Regions from separate parts of the Homo sapiens genome. Here region 2 is linked to region 1. The links are chromatin loops, found by intact Hi-C in ENCODE. Cell type or tissue: IMR-90. All regions are shown on one strand. Links, peaks and the distances in the headings refer to the core of each region. The heading gives the core; the rest is flanking DNA.

Evidence for each region. Peaks named below come from ENCODE experiments on the same cell type or tissue, not always from the same donor. Only the 100,000 strongest peaks of a DNase experiment are listed, where the experiment ranks them.
Region 2: a loop joins it to region 1, with 5 times the contacts of the local background. A loop is called at or near these places in 1 of 110 quality-filtered maps.

Annotation. Positions count from the first base shown.
Region 1 is chr10:3,363,140-3,367,540 of GRCh38, forward strand. The region is part of intron 1 of LOC105376360 (a long non-coding RNA gene); the gene reads left to right. Among named protein-coding and RNA genes, the nearest start is that of LINC02668, 110 kb to the left of the region's middle. In IMR-90, for the core only: no CTCF peak of the experiment used is centred there; no DNase peak of the experiment used is centred there; H3K27ac peaks cover 1,006 bases.
Region 2 is chr10:3,434,857-3,439,257 of GRCh38, forward strand. It overlaps LINC02669 (long intergenic non-protein coding RNA 2669), which reads right to left. Exons shown (of 5, transcript NR_155743.1): 4 at 1-122. The region is part of intron 1 of LOC105376360 (a long non-coding RNA gene); the gene reads left to right. Among named protein-coding and RNA genes, the nearest start is that of LINC02669, 66 kb to the right of the region's middle. In IMR-90, for the core only: a CTCF peak has its summit at 2,364; DNase peaks (open chromatin) are centred at 975 and 2,495; H3K27ac peaks cover 1,813 bases.

The sequences.
Region 1 (4,401 bases), core at 114-4,113:
AACTGCCAGGATAACCAGGACGCCCTAACCCTGAAGCCAACGTGGATTTGCTTGACATGGTTTTTGTTTTTGTTTACTGTCTTCCCCATGTGTCATGCCCGCTTAGTGGCTGGGCACATGAGGCCTCACCCCACTGGACTCTGGAGAGGGTTTGTAGGACACAGAGAGGCTTCCCTTTCCCCCAGGGACACAGCGTCACAGCAGACAGGCCATGGCTCCAACTTAACCTCCCATTCCTCCCAAGCTCTGACAGTGAACTATGTTGAGCTCAACAGCCACATTTACCAAGGGTAAGATTCTCAGGCCTCTCCTGGACCAGCTGTCCCAGAATCTGCATTGCAACAAGGCCCTGGTCATGGATACACTCATCAGAGTTTGAGAAACACTCTCAGATTCAGCGGTACTGAAAACTTTGTGGTCTCGGGATCTCTCTACGCTCTGAAAAAATGTGGCTTTCCAGAGCTATTGCTATGTGCTTACATTTATCTCTATTTGCCAAATTTAAATTTTAAACTGTGAACATTTTAAGATATTTGTTTATTACTTTATTTACAAATAAGAACAATGACCCAACTACATGTTAATATAAATATTTTTATGAAAAGTCATTATAATCTCCAACAAAATTAGAGATAAGAATGGCATTATTTTACATTTTTGCAAATTGTTCATGTCTGGCTTAATGCAAGACAGCTGGGTCTTCTCTGCTTTCACATTCAATACACTGCACTAGTGTACATCACATAACCTCTGGAATACTCCACTGTACATTCAAGAGAGAATGAGAGTGAAGGCAGGAAAGTCTTGGAATAATACTATGAAGAGTCATGTGTTGTGACTATAATAGTATTTTGTAACAATAATCCTAAACAATGATTTGTTTAGCATTAAACAAGTAGTTTTGACCTAGCAGTCCTCCTGAACAAGGGCTCACTCCGCAGAACCTTTGCTCCTATCCAAGCCCCACCTTCATTAGCTGGGTGGTCTTTTTAAGCAAGTGATGGCATCTCTGCTTTTCCTTACTTGAGGCGGTAGACAAAACCCCAGATTCCACTTGTCCTGAGATTCACCTCTGTTCTAGGTACTTTTTTTTTTGAGATGGTGTTTACGCTCCTGTTGCTCAGGCTGGAGTGCAATGGCACAATCACGGCTTACTGCAACCTCCGCTTCCCGGGTTTAAGCGATTCTCCTGTCTCAGCCTCCTGAGTAGCTAGGATTACAGGCGCATGCCACCACGCCCGGCTAATTTTTGTATTTTTAGTAGAGGCGGGGTTTCATCATATTGGTCAGGCTGGTCTCAAACCCCTGACCTCAGGTGATCCGCCCACCTTGGCCTCCCAAAGTGCTGGGATTACAGGTGTGAACCACCGTGCCCAGTCTATGTGCTAGGTACTTTTATGAATCTATACTTTACTGTGGGAGAAGAAAGGAAAAACAGAGACCCAGCAAATAACATGCCCTTGTCCAACAAACAGAACGCCGGAATTCAAGTGGAGATCTTTGGAACTCCAGTCCTCCCTCCAGAGGTGAAAGTGTTATTTGTGAATTGTAAGTTGATCAAGTGCTGTAAACTAACTAAAGTTACAAACTAACTGAAGTGCTAGAAACTAAAATAAATACAATAATGAAGAACAAGCATCATTATTCATAGTGTCTTTAATATTTCCATAGGCTACTTGGTTTGAAAAAGCAGCCTCCTCTGTGAGCCACTGAGCAGGAGGAAAAGCCAGCCCTGGAAGGACTCTGCAGAGAACAGATCACAGTGTTTAATTTGCCAGAGGCATGCGAGCTTCTCAGAGTCCTACAGCCACAGGAGCTTTGCCTTCCCTTAAATGAGCCGTGGGGCTGCAACCTGGGTGTCGGAAAGGGCAAAGTGCAGTCGAACATTCACATTTGTCCTGGAAGGACAGTTGATGTTTTGATGTTAGGAACACTGGGGGAAGTGGGGTGTTGTTGGTTTGAAGTAAGATTATTCTGTGTGTTATAACAACGGCAACCCTGGAATTGACAGGGAGACCCAGTGCAGGAGAGAAGGCAACCAGGCAGGGTCTTTGCTGTTCAGGGAGGTTCTGAGCTGGAAGGACAACGGAATTAGGTGTAGCGGGAGAGCACGAGCTCGGCCCCCGCCTCCTTTCTGTCTTGGCCTTTCTGCCTTGGTCTCAGCGGTACCCATTAGTTCCTTTGCCAGTGCCCCTTTTGACTGAAGAGCCTGCCGCCTCTTTCACTTTCAGTAAGTCTCCTTTGCCTAAATGTGCTGATTAACTCACCCTGTCTTTTGGTATATTGGGCAGGTCTACCCAAAGGAAGGATTGAGATAAAGTTCTGGATATGTCAAGGTAAATGGGAAGTTCAGTGATCTTTTGTAAATTGTCAGGCCCTGTGCTGTGTTGTATGTTATAAAAACAAACAAACAAACTCAGAAGATTTCACTTCTGCGCCCACAGTATAATGTAATAATTAATATATGTTCCGGGCAACTAAAAATCAGGTTGATAGCTGCCGATAAATATGCAAACACGCGAGGTCAGCTGTGATTTTTGTCAGTTCCTTTTTGTGGTATTTTAACAACAATTTACCTTTTATCTGCACATATTGTCTATACCACAAGGTCCCCTGAAAAGTGGGGCAGGTGTTTGAGTCATAAAAGATAAATATATCCTGAAATGGCTATTGTTTCGAGTCTGTGAATCATTTCAAAGGACATTTGCCGTGCAAATAGATGATGTAACTCTATGTGTTTTCAATAGCACATCTGCAAGTTAAGTCGTGTGATTCCCTGGATGATATTAAGTCTGCAAATAGACTGCCACTCACAAACAATATTGTAAGTGAGATCGGTAGAGTCCCTGTTCTAGAACAAGGACATTGACCTGTGTTTTCAGCTAAAGCAATGTTCACTCCCTTAAGGGAACATACCTGATTTTATTTTGTTAAAACTTTTATTACTGCAAACTTCCTGCATGTAAAATGTACTAGTGAAAATTCTTTTGGTATACTAGCAGCCTGCATTGCCCAAAACCGATAAAAAATAGATTAAAAATTAAACATTTATGACCCAAGGAACTGCTGAATAGACTATGTTGGGAAGAACATCTGTAACCATAAAACTCAGACTCTTGAAATTTGAATTTGCCTGTTGTGCTTATTTAATTACTGTGCAGAGTTACTTGTTGGGTCCAGGTAGGGCAATGACTGGGCTGTAAAAAATATTATTCCCTCAAGGATTGTCTTGTGCAAATTCTAGAGGGGAAAATTATCTTTCCAATACCCAAGTGTGACTTCCATTACCATTAAATGGAGCCATGCGTACTGTGTGAGGGTATAATGGACCCCAGAGTAGAGAGATAAAACTGTAATGCCAACTCCCTATAGCACATCAGCAATATTATTTAACTTGAAGCTTTTTAACCTGTGAGAAAAGAGTAAACCTTGTTCTTAATTAAATGAATAAGGCAGCTTGTAGATACGTTCATTAACGCACATAGATTCACAGCTTGACGGTAAGCTTGGTCCCCTCTTTCCTGTCCTCATCCCATCCACCCGGATCACAAGCATCTCCAGTTAGAAACCCTGCCGGGTCATTTTTGTGTCCTCAACAGAGTCTAGCGTAGCAGGAAGCAGATTGTAAGATTTAGCAAGATACATGCTTATGAAAATGAGCAGTGGGAAAATAATTACTTGGTTTTTGTTTAATTCTATTTGTAGATTGGCTATTTCATTTCTGAGTAGCAAATTTAACATATTTAAGGTTAGAATCTACCAAGTTTGCTAACGTTCTTAATTAGAAAAAATGCAAGTCATCCATATATGAGTTTCCGAATAGTGGCGTTGAGTGGGTCTCTGGTCTCAGGAGGAAAAAGAAACGAAGATGATCTTACCAAAGAATAGAAACAGTGAGTCAGGAAGGCAGGTTTTAGTTCTAGTTCTCACACCAAATATTTATGTTATCTCAAATTCTCTTGATCATAATTTATTATTATAATAAATTATGTATTACAGATAATTATAAATGTACATTATTTATTTAATAAATAAATAATAATTTATTATTAGTTCTATTGGAGGAGACAATAAAACCCAATAATAATATTTATTGTATATTATGCATATATTATATATTTATATTATTTATTATATATTTATTATTATTGGGTTCTACTGTTATCGCCTCTCTCATTCCCTAGTACCCAATAATAATAATAATTATTATTGAGAGGAACATACTTATCTCAGGAGGTATCCTGAAGATGAAATAATAGGAGTGAAACTGTTTTCAAAAATTCAATGTAGACCACATATTTTTGTAAAGATTATTATTATTATTATTATTATTATTATTATTATTATTTTGAGACAGAGTCTCACCCTGTCACCCAGGCTGGAGTGCAGTGGCACCACCTT
Region 2 (4,401 bases), core at 100-4,099, 72 kb after region 1:
ACTTGTTCAGCCTCAGGTGCACTTTCCTTTCATCTCTCTTTCCACATGTCTGAATGCCTAACCTCTCTGCAAATAAATCCCAAAGCCTGTCTCTTCCATTAGCCTCTCTGGATACCTCCCTCCTGTCAAGAGAAAAGATTGTTTTCTTCCTTTGAGTGAACAAAACACTGTCTAATTATCTGTGATAGCATTCAACATGAATGAATTATCTACATTATAATGTGGTTATTTCTGTAAAGTCTGCAAGAGCTTAAATTTTTTTTTTTGGTTTGTAACAAAGCAGCTAGCTCAATATATTGCACATAGAAGATGCTCATTTAATGTTATAAAGCAAATAGCCAAGCACATTGTACATAGCAAATGTTCATTCAGATATAATCAAATGCATTTTCAAAATCTGTTCTGTATCAGATGATGTTAAAGTAGTGTGTATCTAATACTATGTAAATATAATTGAGTGCACATTTCACCAAACAAGAAATACGAAAGGCTAATAAGCACATATAGAGATGCTCAACATTAATAGTCATCAGGGAAATAAAAATTAACACCACAATGAGATATCACTACATACCCACTAGAATGATTATTATAAAAAGACAGACAATAGCAAACAAACACTGGTGAGGTGCAGAGAAGCTTAAGCCCTTCGTACATTACTGATGGGAATATAAATTGTACTGCTGTTTTGGAAAACAGTTTGGCAGTACAATGTACATTTCCATCAGTATGTAAATTATTCATAAAATGTTAAACATAAACTTTCTAGAAAACCCACAAGTTCTAAAGCAAGAAATCTACTCACACAAAGACTTACATGCAAATGCTTATAGCAGTTTTCCTCATGATAGCCAAAAAGGGGAAACAATCCAAATATTCATCAACTGGTGATGGGAAAAATGAAACGGACCAGGTCTGTACAATGGGAAGTGATTCAGCAGTGCAGAAATAAACACTGATATGACTACAATACCTACAACGTGGAGGAAACTTGAAAACATTAAGCTAAGTGAAGGTAGCCAGTCACAAAACCACATAGTATACGATTTCCTCTATATGAAATATTCCAGAACAGGCAACTCCAAAGAGACAGAAAATAGATTCCTGGTTGCGTGAGCTTGTGGTGGGAAGGAGAAATGACTACAAATGGGCAATTGGGATTCTTTTGTGATTGTAAAATTGGATTGTGGTAATGGTTTCACAACTTTGTAAATTTACTAAAAAATCATTGAACCGTACAATTAAAATGGGGGAGTTTTATGGTATATAAACGAGACCTCCATAAAGCTGTTAGAGAAAATCACTGGACTTCCAGGACATGCACCTTTATCTACTGGAAGAATAAAGTGAAACGTAGCTTCTTTTAAATAGTTTTCTAGCAGAAACATGCTCAAGTACCACAAAAGGATAAAATATATTATCTGTTTAGTTCTAACTTACTTATTATGTTTTGACAGAATAGTCATTTGGACTAAGACAACAAAATAGTTCTTTATGCAAGCTATTGAAATGGAAATAAATATTTAGAGAAAAATCACACAATCTTTTTAAGTAACAGTTCTGTAGAGATCTTAAATTTTCAACAATTAGGTTAGAAAGGAATGCTTTCACTAAGCCTTTATTGAATCTGATCCACTAGTTTGTTCATATAAATCGTCAGTACATAGCAGTCTTTTACTGATTAATTATTCACCCCAAAGTCTATTAGCAAATATTTACCGCTTATAGCCTAATTAAAATAGAACCCAGGCTACTATTAAATAGAGGTCGTTCTAAAGCTCTTCTCAAGAGAAGTATAGACTTGGTTACCGGAGAATTGTCAAGGAAATCCTTCTCAGAGGGTAGTTATTTCAAAATTGATGAGTAATTTAAGGATATTAGCGGCATTTAACACTCTGAGTTCTAGTGTTTATTTAAATCAAGCATCGGATTCATTTAGGCTGGGTAATGAAGTAATCAGTAATGAGTAAAGAGCATTTTCATAAGAAAACAGTAGCACCATGGGCATAAATGATGGTCTCCCCACCCCTGTGAGCCTGCGTCCTTGACAACATAATAGGCCGGTAGGAGACCCCACCTTTTGAGTTTGCAATGCCAGGTCTCTCGCCCCAGGGACTGTAAGCAGGTGCCTCTGGGATGAGCTCAGGGATTCTCAGAGGAGACCATCAGGCCCACCCTTCCGTCTCTCAAGGAGATTGGAGAAGCGTAATTGTTCTTTCTTCCACTTTACTGTATAAATTTGAATGTAATTCTGTCCCAACTTAGTTATCATCACTTCTGTGCTACCTTCTATGCATGTAAATTTGATGATAAATTGTTCTATAATAAATGGTTTCTCCCCTTCCCGTCCCCCATCTCTCTATTTCTCTCTCTCTCTCTCTCTCTCTCTCTCTCTCTCTCCCTCTCTCTCTCTCTCTCTCTCTCTCCTCTATTAGTGCAGAGCATTCTTTTATTGGCAGGATTGTTTCATTTCTCCAACACTGCATACCAGTGTTAGAGAAAGAATGTTAAAGTTTCAACAAAAGAGACTCTTAATGCTTTTCTGGACAAACATTGAGCTTCCTTTTAATTGTACATTCTCAGTTTCCTTCAAGCAGCCCTTTGGATGGCTACAGGGTTTTCTTCTCTGCCCTGCTGGGGACCAGGAGCTCCCATCTCCCTGTTTCTTCCCTGCTGACCTCAGGGCAATCTTGGAGGGGGCCTCGGGCTGTGCTCAAATATAAAACAAAGCTTGTAAAGTAGATGTGTGAAAAGAGGAATGCAGAGGTTTCCAAACCCGTTACTTTCCTTCTCTTTTGCTGCAATGCAGTTTTATAAAACACGAAGTCTCGTTTGAAACTCTGTCTTATTGTTTACAACAGCCACTCACTGAAAAGGAGCCTTAGAATTATAAATAACCTTCGAAAACAATAACAACAAACAGCAAAAACTTTAATAAGGTCACAGACATGTTACTGTAGACCAAGTGCACTGTTGAGAGCGGACTGTTACTATGTTAGGTGCGGGACAGAAAGATTTCTAGAGAGCTTTGTGGAAGAGGTTTCCAGTAATTTAGCAACCAAGACAGTTTGTCGTTCAAGATATGACGAACTTTCTTCTTTTTGCTTATTAAAGTTGAACATTAAAAAACAAAAAACTGAAGATCTGTTAGTGAGTGTATTTGGTACATTAATTTTCTATGGTTGCTATGACAAATTATCTTAAAGGTACTGACTGAAAACAGCAAAGATCTACACTCTCAAAGTTCTGGAGGTCAGAAGCAGGACATCGATCTCACTGGGCTAAAGTCAAGGTGTCGGCAGAACATGGTTCCTTCTGGGGGCTCCAGGGGGAGCCCATTTCCTTTTATTTTTTAGCATCTAGAGATTGCCCACATTCCTGGGCTCATGGCCCCTTCCTACTTCTTCAGTGCCAGCACCAGTGGACTGAGCTCTCAGGTCACGTGCCTCTGGCTTCATCTTCTGTCTTCTTCATCTACTTTTTGTTTGTTTGTTTGTTTGAGATGGAGTCTGGCTCTGTCGCCCAGGCTGGAGTGCAGTGGCGCGATCTCGGCTCACTGCAAACTCTGCCTCCCAGGTTCACGCCATTCTCCTGCCTCAGCCTCCCGAGTAGCTGAGACTAAGGCGCCTGCCACCATGCCCGAGCTAATTTTTTTGTTATTTTTAGTAGAGACGGGGTTTCACCATGTTAGCCAGGATGGTCTCGATCTCCTGACCTCGTGATCCACCCGCCTCGGCCTCCCAAAGTGCTGGGATTACAGGCGTCCTTCATCTAGTTTTAAGGGTTCTGGTGATGACATTGGGCCCACCCAGATAAAAATCAATCCAGATTAATCTAGGATAACCTCCCATCTCAAAGTGCTGAATCACATTGGCAAAGTCCCTTTGGCCATGTGATGTCACATATTCACAGGCTCTGGGAGTTAGGACGTGGACATCTTGGAGGGGCCTTTCTTCTGCTGACCACAGAGAGGAAGTGAGAACACGCTCATTCCTATGCCTCGCTGTGGAGACTATAAAATGCAAAATCTCCCTAGGGAGGGATATAGAAGCAACAGCAGCAACACAAGCATATCAGTATGTAGGACATTTAATCCAGCAAGGGTTTTCTGGAAATTTGTCCAAGGATATAAGTATTTATAAACTCAAAGCTTTTCATATCATTGTATTTGGCACTATGAAGAAATGGGAAAAATTCAAATGTCTAACAATGGTAGATTGGTTAAATAAATCATAGTATATTTATTTGTATCAGTTATTTATTGCTGTGTAAATAATTGCCCCAAGGTACAGCAACTTAGAAAATTGACATTTCTTCTTCATACAGTTTTTGAGGGTGAGAAATCCAGGAGAAGTTTATCTATGTGGCTTGGGCTCAGGTTCTTCTATGAGGTTGCCATCA